Linked DNA regions of Homo sapiens: region 1 is linked to region 2. A link is a contact called in ENCODE Hi-C or POLR2A ChIA-PET data. All regions are on one chromosome and are shown on one strand. The core of a region is the stretch at or near the end of the contact, and the rest is flanking DNA. Distances in the headings are between cores, read along the strand shown. Region 1 holds the start of TUBG2 (tubulin gamma 2). Region 2 has its middle 14 kb from the start of TUBG1.

Region 1 (5,355 bases), core at 2,825-5,324, 35 kb before region 2:
TGGCATAGTGAACCGGAAGGACCCCTCCATCACTGCCCATATGTGCCATTTTGTACAAAAGGGGTGAGGGCAGAACTGAGTCTTCAGAGCCAAAAAGGATAAGCCTGAAAGCTTCAAACTCTGTAGATCCCCTCCCCTCCACAGGTAAACCCCCACCCCCCAAAATAGCTTCCAACATGGTCCTTGGGTGGGTCTGTCCCTATGACTCAAAAGGGGTAGTGGCAGACTTTCTAGCTCAAGAGAAAAAAGCAATGACATTACTCAGGGAACCAGGGTTAATGCCCTCTCCCCAAACACAGGCTTGCCTGTCATTCAGTCGCTCCAGGAGGTAGGAGCCCAGGCCAGAACCCGTACCCCCAGCGATGGAGTGACACAGCACGAAGCCCTGTGTGTATACAGGAATAAACAGACTCAGTTTCTCCTGCCACACTCTCACAACACAATTCTGATACCAGATGGGTGGGGTCTTACCACACACATCAGGTAAGCAGTCAATTCTACAGTAGATGCCAGCTGGGTATCCACTAATTCACTTCAATTCTGGACTACCTACAGACTGTCCCTGACTTAGGATGGTTTAATTTAAGATGTTTTGGCTTTATGATGGGTTTATCAGGACATAATCCCATCTTAAATCAAGAAGCATCTGAATTACAATGGTTCAATTTACAATTTTTCAACTTCATGATGGGCTTATTGGGTTATAACCTGATGCATTTCTACTTACGGTATTTTCAATTTTTTTTTTTTTTGAGACGGAGTCTTGCTCTGTCACCCAAGCTGTAGTGCAATGGCCCGATCTTGGCTCACTGCAACCTCTACCTCCTAGGTTCGAGCCATTCTCCTGCCTCAGCCTCTCAAGTAGCTGGGACTACGGGCATGTACCACCACGCCTGGCTAATTTTTTTATTTTTCGTAGATACGGGGTTTCACCATGTTGGCCAGGCTGGTCTTGAACTCCTGACCTCAAGTGATCTGCCCGCCTCGGCCTGCCAAAGTGTTGGGATTACAAGCATGAGCTACCGCACCTGTCCTCAAATTTGTTTTGGTTTTAGAGACAGGATCTCACTCAGTCCCCCAGACTGCAGTGCAGTGGTGTGATCATAGCTCACTGCAGCCTTGAATTCCTGGGCTCAAGGCATCTTCCTATCTCAGCCTCCAAGTAGCTTGGACTATAGGCATGTACCACCATGCCTGGATAATGTTTGTATATTTTGCAGAGATGGGGTTTCACCATGTTGCCCAGGCTGGTTTTGAACTCCTGGGCTCGGATGATCCACCTGCTTCGGCCTCCCAAAGTGCTGGGATTACAGGCATGAGCCACTGTGCCTAGTCAATATTTTCAATTTGTGATGTGTTTACATCCTGATAAACCCATTGTAAGTTGAGGAGTATCTGTACCTGAAGATAGCATCAGATCCCACAGAGTGAAGGCTCAGTCCCACAAGACTCTCCCACTTCCAATGCCAACACAAGCTTCAGGTTGTTTTATCTGTGCCTCTGACCAACCAGCTATAAATCGAGGTTCTCAGGACTGCTCCTTGGGTTCAATTAATTTGTTAGAGTAGCTCACAGAACTCAAGGAGACACTTACTTACGTTCATCCATTTGTTATAAAGGATATTTTAAAGGATACAAATAAACAGCCAGATGAAGAGATACCGAGGGGAAGCTCTAGAAGGGTCCGGCGCATAGGAGTTGCTGCCCTGTGGCGTTGGGTTTGCACCCTCCTGGCCTGTGGATGTGTTCTTGTTCACCTTCCTGGAAGCCCCCAAACTCAGTCCTTTTGGATTTTTATGGAGGCTTCATTACACAGGCATGACCGATTAAATCATTGGCAATTGGTGCTCTACTCAATCTTCATCCCCTCTCCCTTCCCCAGAGGTGAGGGGTGGGCCTGTAAATTCCAACCCTCAGAGCACCAGGTTTGTTCCCCTGGCAACCAGCCCCCCATCCAGTGGCTATCTGGGACTTTCCAAAAATCGCCTCTTTAACATAAGCTCAGGTTTGGTTGAAAGGCACTTGTTCCTCCTTAGTACAGTGGTTAGTAAAATTAACTAATTAAAATAAAATGAAAGATTAAACTAAAAGAAACGGGCTTGTTATAAATAACAAAAGACTGTCTTTCACCTTTATCACTCTGGAGCTGTTCTGGAGCTGTTTCAGAAACCAAGGACAAAAGGTCAAATATTTTAACAAAACATACTATTATTGCTCTAGTCCCTTAGGAAATTACATGGGTTATAAGAGCTGTAAGCCAGGAACATATCGCACCCAGCATGGGGAGAGATGGAGAGGCAGTCTCCAAGGATCTGGGGGAGAGACTTCGGCTTGGTTCATTCTCCATTCCCAAAACGCCAATGTCTCAAAGCTTCCTCTTATGCATCCAGGCTGAGGCTCCTTGGGAAGGTTTGGAGCTGGAGAAGCAGCTGAATGACTCATGCCTAAGGGGCCGGTGCCATTCAGATTTATGACTTCCTTGAGAACAAAGATTATATCTTATTCACCTCAATATCCCACATCTGATGCTCCATAAACGGGTTTTGAATTGAATTGCTCCCCTCATATTACCTATCCAGGCCACCTCCTGACCTGTCCCCAGCACTCTTCGGCCTCCCTGCCCATTCCTTCCCCCACTCCATAACTTCACCTCCAAACTGTCACTTCCATCTGCTTCTCGGTCTATGATGTCAAAGATGTCTTCATGAATTTTCTCACCCTGTATAGAGATATGGAAAGGGAGGGTCAGGCCAAAGGTTCCAGAGAGCATCTTTTCTCAGCACAGCACCAAGAATTCTGTCTACCCTGGAATATTGTTGCCACCCTGAAGCAGAGCCTAGGCTGTAGCCCTCAACCCAGAAGTGCTACTATTGCAAATGATTTGCACAAAATTTGCATAAACCTCTCCCTGGCTGTCCCTCTTGTTCGGGACATCCTTTTGTCTCTTATTTTCTGTCAGTCAGGTCAAATTCCTAGTAGCTTGAGCCTGCCTTGCCTCTGGATGGGAATATCAAAGGTCTCTGGAATGGTCGCTAGGACACCTGGGAGAATCCGCTGGCCCAGTTGTTGCCAGCTCCTCCTCCATGTTCCGACAGGTAGATGTTCTCTGGGTTGTAGAGCTTGGCATAGGGGGAGTTGAGGATGGAGTGGATCACCCGGGGTTCCAAGTCCAGCAGCACGGCCCGGGGGATGTAGTGCTCATCGTCTGCCTGTCAAGGGGAGTCCAGGAGGGGGCCCAATCAGCTAGGGCGGCCCAAGTCCGAAGTCCTCCCAACTCTGGCTCCCTCCGGCCCTCCCTCCTCAAGCCAGCCGCCTGGCCCTACTGCCCAGCGGGGTTCCCAGTACCAGGCCACTCCCTTCCCTTCCGCCCCCTTGGGCCACTGCCGCCCCCGGCCAAGTCGCTGGGGGCACCTGGTAGAAAAAGACGTCCTTGCGGTCAGTGCCCTCGGTGGCGAATTCCTCCACGATGCCCTCGGGGCTGATACCATGCTCGGCGCACAGCTGTTTCCAGAACTCGAACCCAACTGGGGGAGGGGGGAGATGCCCGGGTCTGCTGGAGCCTTAAGGCCTGAGGAGCCCAGTTTTAGTCTCAGAGGCTGACACGATCAGAGGGTGGACCCAAGATGCCTGGGTTTGGTAGCTGCCCCAGCCCCGGGCTGGAGGCGCAGCTCTCGGTCTGGGTTATCCAGAGCAGCAGGGCAGGGGGTTCATGGAAGGGAAAGGGGGACTGGTGGAAGCCAGGCACTTGGGTGGGACCCGAAGGGGCAGAACCAGAGACCGGCGGGGCCGGCGCTCGCTTGCTCACTCTGGTTGCCGCACTGGCCCAGCTGCAGGGTGATGATCTCCCGGGGCATCGCTCTTCAGACGTGGGCGCGCCAGCCCCGGCCTGGCGAGAGTCACGGCTGAGACGAATGCCCGGCAGCCAGGAGCGCAGGACGTGGGGAGCGCGCGCTCTCTTCGCCTCTTGACGCGGATGCTCGGTCTGCGCGTGTGCAGCGCAGGCCTCTCCTCGGCCGGTGGGCCGGGGAGCCCAACCTGGGCATCATTTTCTCCCTCAGCAGTCGCAGCTGGAATTCCGCACAGGCGCAGAGTCAGGCCACGCCCGCTCCTGCCCACCGCTCCGCGCCTGCGCAGTGAGACTCGTTGGGGGTGGCAGGGTCGGAACCTGGATGTGTTGGGGAGGAGAGGAACGGGGGAGGGGAGGAAAGGGGAGAAGCGGCCAGGTGGATGTGCTTGTCCACGTGTAAGGAGTCATCTACCTATATTGGTAGGTGAGGACACTGTCAGCTTTGCTAGATCAAAGGGCTAGAAGCCAACTTTTCTTCGTTTAAATTTCTGTTTTTTAATGGTGTTACAATACATACACATGTATGTTACCTTTTTATTTTTTAGAAGGGTCTCGCTCTGTCGCCCAGGCTGGAGTGCAGTGGCGCGATCATAGCTCACTGTAGCCTTGAACTTCTGGCTTAAGTGATCCTCCCACTTCAGTCTCCCGAGTAGCTGGGACTACAGGCGTGTGCTACCACGCCCAGCTAATTTTTAAATTTTTAAAATGTATTTTTATAGAGATGGGGATCTCACCGTGTTGCCCAAGATGGTCTTAAACTACTGGCCTCAATCAATCCTCCTGCCTTGGCCTCCCAAAATGCTGGGATTACAGGCATGAGCCACCACTCCTGGCCTAAATTTACCATTGTAACCATTTGTAAGTACTGCATACAGTTCTGTGGCACCAAGTACACTCACATTGTTCTGTAACCACCACCACCATTCTTTTCTAGAACTTTCTTATCTTCCCAAACTGAAACTCTATCGCGATTAAACAGTAACTTCCCCTTGACTACTCTAGGCACCTGATATGAGTGGAATTATACAGTATTTGTCTTTTTGGGTCTGGCTTCTTTCACTTAACATAATATCTTCAAGATCCTTCCATTTCGTAGCATGTGTCAGAATTTCCTTCCTTTTTACAACTGAATAATATTCCATTGTATAGATGTACCACATTTTGCATAACCATTCATCCCTCCATGGACATTTGGGTTGCTTCCACCTTTTGGCTATTGTGAATGTTGCTGCTTTGAATGTGAGTGTACAAATATCTGTTCGAGTCCCTGCTTTCAATTATTTTGGATATACACCCAGAGGTAGAATTGCTGGATCATATGGTAATTGTGTTTAATGTTCTGAGGAATCGCCATACGATTTTCCATGGTAGCTGCACCATTTTAAATTCCCACCAGCAATGCACAAGGGTTCAGTTAAATAAATTTTATAGGAGGCCATTGATTTGCACTGAGCTCCTGTGCTTGGCTCAACAGACCAAACCAAAATGGAGTCACTCACGCTAAAGTT
Region 2 (5,778 bases), core at 1,259-3,758:
AATTGTTTGCAAATCTATGTGTCCATTTCTTTCCGGGAAATGTCCAAGCAGATTCTCAAACAGATCTGTGAATGAACAAAAGTTAAGAACTTTTGGTGTAGGGCAAAAGAGAAGGAACAATGCATTTATAGCGGCGTTGTGGTTCACACAGCAGGAACACAAGTGAATGGAGTCTGGCAGTGTAGTCATGCTCATTTTGATGGCCTAGGGCCTATGGATTAACAACTGCTACATCACCAGATAACAGTAGTTACATGTATCTCTGTGGGCTAGAGATAGTAGTCTGGAACCTTCTGAGTGAGCTGGTGGCAACTGTAAGGCAGTCAGAGAAATCAATACTGTGTAGGCCAGGCACAGTGGCTCACACCTGTAATCCCAGCACTTTGGGAGGCAGAAGCGGGAAGATCACTTGAGTTTCAGAGTTCGAGACCTGCCTGGGCAGCATGACAAAACCCTGTCTCTACTAAAAATCCAAAATTAGCCAGGCGTGGTGGCAGGTGCTTATAATCCCAGATACTCAGGAGGCTGAGGCAGGAAAATTACTTGTACCTGGGAAGTGGAGGTTACAGTGAGCCGAGATCACACCACTGCACTCCAGCCTGGATGACACAGCGAGACTCTGTCTCAAAATAAATAAAATAAAATAAAACAAATAAATTAAATTAAATTAAATTAAAAATTAGCCAGGCATGTTGGCATGTGCCTCTAGTCTCAGCTACTCGGGAGGCTGAGGTGGGAGGACGGCTTAAGATGGGGAGGCAGCTGGGCGTGGTGGCTCACGCCTGTAATCCCAGCACTTTGGGAGGCTGAGGCGGGCGGATCACGAGGTCAGGAGATCGAGACCATCCTGGCTAACACAGTGAAACCCTGTCTCCACTAAAATTGCAAAAAATTAGCCTGGCGTAGTGGCAGGCGCCTGTAGTCCCAGTTACTTGGGAGGCTGAGGCAGGAGAATGGCCTGAACCCGGGAGGCGGAGCTTGCAGTGAGCTGAGATCATGCCACTGCACTCCAGCCTGTGCAACAGAGTGAGACTACTTCTCAAAAAAAAAAAAACAAAAAAACGGGGAGGCGGAGGTTGAAGTGAGCAGTGATCATGCCACTGCACTCCAGCCTGGGCAACAGAGTGAGACTCCTTCTCAAAAAAAAAAAAAACAAAAAAACGGGGAGGCGGAGGTTGAAGTGAGCAGTGATCATGCCACTGCACTCCAGCCTGGGCAACAGAGTGAGACCCTATCTCAAAAAAAAAAAAAAAATACTATGCACATAAATACTATGCATCCAATGGAACATAGCCAGTAGGAATAGAGCAGTCACTATGGGGAGGTCACTAAACACAATTTGTTGTCAGAGGAAACAGAGTATTAGGATATTCTCAGGCCAGATTCAATTTATGCCTCACAAGAGGGCCAAGTCACAAGGATTTCCAAGGAACCACACTAGACTTCAGTTTAAGGTTGTCTCCTGGCTCGGGGTAGGTGATCCTCTTGAGCCGTATTGCCTATGGTTGTGTCTTAGAAGCAGAAGTAGTAACCTGGCCTTCTTAAGCTCCGTGACCTAAACTCCATTCTGTTCATCTCTACTTCATCCCTTCCGGGTACCCTGGGGACCTAGTACCTTTCTATACCATCCCTGTGGCCAGTGTTATCTGTGATTCATTTCCATCCTTGGGGCCCAGGCTGATGGGGTACTCTTTTTTTTTCTTTTTTTTTGAGACTGAGTCTTGCTCTGTTGCCCAGGCTGGAGTGCAGTGGCACGATCTCGGCTCACTACAACCTCCACCTCCTGGGTCCAGGCGATTTTCCTGCCTCGGCCTCCCAAGCAGCTGGAATTACAGGCGCATACCACCATGCCCGGCTAATTTTTGTATTCTTAGTAGAGATGGGGTTTCGCCATGTTGGCCAGGCTGGTCTTGAACTCCTGACCTCAGGTGATCCACCCACCTCGGCCTGCCAAAGTGCTGGGATTACAGGCGTGAGCCACTGCACTCAGCCAGGTATTCCTTATAGAGCCATTTCCATAACTTGAAATCTATGTGGGCACCACAGAAAATTTCAGGGAGCAAATTTCTCTAGGTTCAGAAATCCTAAAGAAGGATGGGACGTAGAGAGAATGGGAATTCTCAGGGAGTACTGTGTGTGTCAGGGGAACGAAGACGGACAGCCTTCAAGTCTTTGGGTGAGATTTAGGGCTGTTTGGTCCAGTGTTTGCCTCATTAGCCCAGTTGTAGGTTGAGGATCACCAAGGACCTCTCTCAGCTCCTCACCACCTCCTTCTGGCCATCTCTTGACCATGGCTGTGCTTCTGTGTCATTGCAAAGTTGTCTTAGAGGAACACATCCAGTTGGCAACTTTTATTCTGTGGGTGACCTTCCAGCTGTGCTGGTTCTGACCGCACCCTTTTCCCGACTGACTTTGCAGGTCAGGCCTTGGAACTGCCATACCTTCCACTGATAATCTGTTTTACGCAGCTGTCTGCAGATCCAGTTATGACTCATGACTATTATTTGATCTGGCAGGATGTAGAATACTTGTAGTCACCAGTTTGTTTCCATTCAGGTGCTAATGGCATCTTGTATAATGTGTCCATTGGGAAAATTTCCAAAGTATCAAGTATCAGAAATTCAGCTACATCAAGCCATTTGGTTTCTGATACTATAAGCTATTTGGTGTAAGGATCTTGGAATAGGCCAGGCCTGGTGGCTCACACCTGTAATCCTGCTACTTTGGGAGGCTGAGACGGGCAGATCACTTGAACTCAGGAGTTCGAGACCAGCCTGGGCAACATGGCAAAACCCTGTCTCTACAAAAAAATACCAAAAAAATTAGCCAGATATGGTGGTGCATGCCTGTAGTCCCAGCTACTTGGAAGGCTAAGGCAGGGAATTGCTTGAGCCCAGAAGGTCAAGGCTACAGTGAGTCGTGATCGTGCCACTGCACTCCAGTCTGGGTGACAAAGCAAGACCCTGTGTCAAAAAAAAAAAAAAAAAAAAAGGGGGAATCTTGGAATAGCTTATGTTATGCATGAATTTTAATAAGTTAATTTCTAGTTGGAGAAATTACATCTTTTTTCCCCATTTTCCAACTCCTCTCTGAAAACAGTCTAGGATTAAAGTCTCAATATTCCTGATCCAATGTGGTCAACACATTAATTTGTCCTGGGGTGTGCTTTTATTTGATTATGTGGCAAATCTCTTAATGTCTTCTTGTTAATGAAAAGAGGAGGAGTAAAAGTTATGGCCTTGACATCATTTTTTCATTTGTTCAACAAATGTTTTTTGAACAGCTACATTGTGCAGGGCCTGTAGTAGATAACAGGGAAATAGAGATAAAGACACTGTCCCATCCCATAAGACATTATCCCACCTCAGCCCCCCAAGTGACTGGGTACAGGCGTGTGCCACCACACCCAGCTAAGTTTTGTATTTTTTGTAGAGACAGGGTTTCACCATGTTGCTGAGGCTGTTCTCAAACTCCTGGGCTCAAGCAATCCCACTGCCTCGGCCTCTGAAAGTGCTGGGATTACAGGTGTGAGCCACTGTGCCTAGCTGGACAACTTATGTTTTGCAACATTTTATTTTGAATTTGAAAAAACAAACCAAAGCATATGATTATATGCAAAAATTATATTTATGTTCAGCAGTCCATCCCTAGCATTTCGAGTATTTATTCATCACTTTAAGAGTTTCATTGAGGCCAGGTGTGGTGCCAGGCACCTGCAGTCCTAGCTACTTGGGAGGCTGAGGCAGGAGGATTACTTGAGCCCAGGCATTTTTTTTTTTTGAGACTCACTCTTGTGGCCCAGCCTGGAGTGCAATGGAGCGACCTTGGCTCACTGCAACCTCTGCCTCCTGGGTTCAAGTGATTCTCCTGCCTCAGCCTCCCAAATAGCTGGGATTACAGATGCCCACCACCATGCCTGGCTAATTTTTGTCTTTTTAGTAGAGACAGGGTTTCACCATGTTGGCCAAGCTGGTCTCGAACTCCTGAAGTCAGGTGATCTGCCCACCTCGGCTTCCCAAAGTGCTGGGATTACAGGCTGAGTCCAGGAATTTGAGGCTGCACTGAGCTATGATCATGCCACTGCACTCCAGCCTGGGTGACAGTGTGAGACCTTGTCTCCTAAAAATAAACAAACAAAACAAACAAACATAAAAACAACAAAAAAAAACTTTTGTTGAGATACTTTATATCCATTTGTATTGCATATTAATGTATACAATTGTATATCATGAATGTATATTTTATAATACTTGTACACTAACTAATATATTATAGAAAGTTCATTTAGAATGTTAAGTTTTCTTGTTGGTCATGGTATGAAAAATATTGAGCTTGTTTCTTTGCTTGCTATTCTTTTGTAGTTCTAAATTTGAATCAAATATATCCACTTTTTTTTTTTTTGAGATAGAATCTCCCTCTGTTGCCCAGGCTGGAGTGCAGTGGCACAATCATAGTTCACTGCAGCCTTGAACTTCTGGGTTCAAGCAATCCTCCTCACTCCAGCCTCCTGAGTAGCGAGGAATACAGGCACCTGCCACCAGCCCTGGCTTATTTTTGTGGAGACAGGGTCTCGCTATGTTGCCCAGGCTGATCTCAAACTCCTGGCCTCAAGTGATCCTCCCGACTTGGCCTCCCAAAGTGCTGGGATTACAGGCATGAGTACCCAGCCTCCACTTGTTTTTTGAAATAACCCTAAACCCTCATGTCTCCCATAGTTTTCAGAAAGAGAGTAAAAATCTGTCTGAAATAAGAATGTATTGATCTCCACCACCAAGCAGTTAGATTTCTCCTTCTGTTCTGTTATAATCATCTCTGTTTTTCATATCTACCTTATTGTCATTTACCATCTGTGGCCACTTTACCTCTAGCTTCTTTTCCTGTTTACTCTTCTACTTATTTACACTTAAAATATACTTGTTTCTGATTATAAAAGTAATACATATTAATTATAGACCATTTGGAAAATATAGAAAACAAAAAGAAAGGCCAGGTGCAGTGGCTCATGCCTTAATCCCAGCAATTTGTGAGGCCAAAGCAAGTGGATCACTTGAGGCCAGGAGTTTGAGACCAATCTGGGCAATACAGTGAGACCCCATTTCTAAAAAAAAAAAAAAAAATTAAAATTAGCCAGGTATGGTGGCACCACCTGTAGTCCCATGTACTTGGCACACTGAGGCGGGAGGATTGCTTGAACACAGGAGTTCAAGGTTACCATGAACTATGATTGTATCACTGTACTCCAGCCTGAGTGACAGAGCAAGACTGTCTCTAAACAACAACAACAACACCCCCAAAAACCACTGAGTGTTTTTTCATTCAAAAAACTGCCAATTTGCTGATTTACATTTTAAGCCAGCTTCAGACAAAGTATCCTAAAACACAGATTTTTATTTTTTTTGAAACAAGGTCTTGCTCTGTCACTCAGGCTGGAGTACAATGGTGTGATCTCGGCTTGCTGCAACCTCTGCCTCCTGGGCTCAAGTGATCCTCCCACCTCAGCCCCCCAAGTAGCTGGGACCACAGGTGCACACCACCATGCCCTGCTAATTTTTGTATATTTTCTAGAGACGGGTTTTGCTGTGTTGCCCGGGCTATTCTCAAACTCCTGGGCTCAAGCAATTTCACTGCCTCAGCCTCCCAAAGTGCTGGGATTACAGGTGCAAGCCACCGCACCAGCCCTAAAACACAGATTTCATCATGTCCCTTCTCACTTAAGAACCTGCAACTGAGGCCAGGCCCAGAGGCTTATGCCTGTAATGCCAGCGCTTTGGGAAGCTG

What was found. Hi-C counts contacts between places; a loop is a spot of excess contacts on that map. ChIA-PET counts read pairs that join two places held with the same protein, here RNA polymerase II (POLR2A). Pooled maps may share reads with other maps.
Region 1: a map of HCT116 shows a loop between it and region 2 (2.0-fold over the local background). The contact joins the promoter of TUBG2 here to the enhancer-like site in region 2. A Hi-C loop is called at or near these places in 29 of 168 maps with a recorded cell type or tissue (Caco-2, GM12878, GM13977 and 16 more), 37 of 37 single-sample maps with no recorded cell type and 21 of 50 pooled maps. POLR2A ChIA-PET finds 5 or more read pairs at or near these places in 24 of 52 experiments (A549, AG04450, BJ and 20 more).

Annotation. Positions count from the first base shown.
Region 1 is chr17:42,658,003-42,663,357 of GRCh38, reverse strand. TUBG2 (tubulin gamma 2) reads right to left here and starts at 4,074. Exons shown (of 11, transcript NM_016437.3): 1 at 3,806-4,074; 2 at 3,412-3,524; 3 at 3,042-3,209; 4 at 2,651-2,719; 5 at 306-385. The coding sequence starts at 3,854. RefSeq lists enhancers at 3,858-3,927, 3,978-4,047, 4,058-4,117, 3,475-4,242.
Region 2 is chr17:42,621,006-42,626,783 of GRCh38, reverse strand. No RefSeq gene overlaps it. Among named protein-coding and RNA genes, the nearest start is that of TUBG1, 14 kb to the right of the region's middle. RefSeq lists a cis regulatory region at 47-396. Within about 2 kb of position 2,508, at least 7 of the 41 ENCODE cell types and tissues checked have a DNase peak (open chromatin) inside an H3K27ac peak, as active enhancers do; they include HCT116, gastrocnemius medialis and psoas muscle, where a contact is called at or near this core.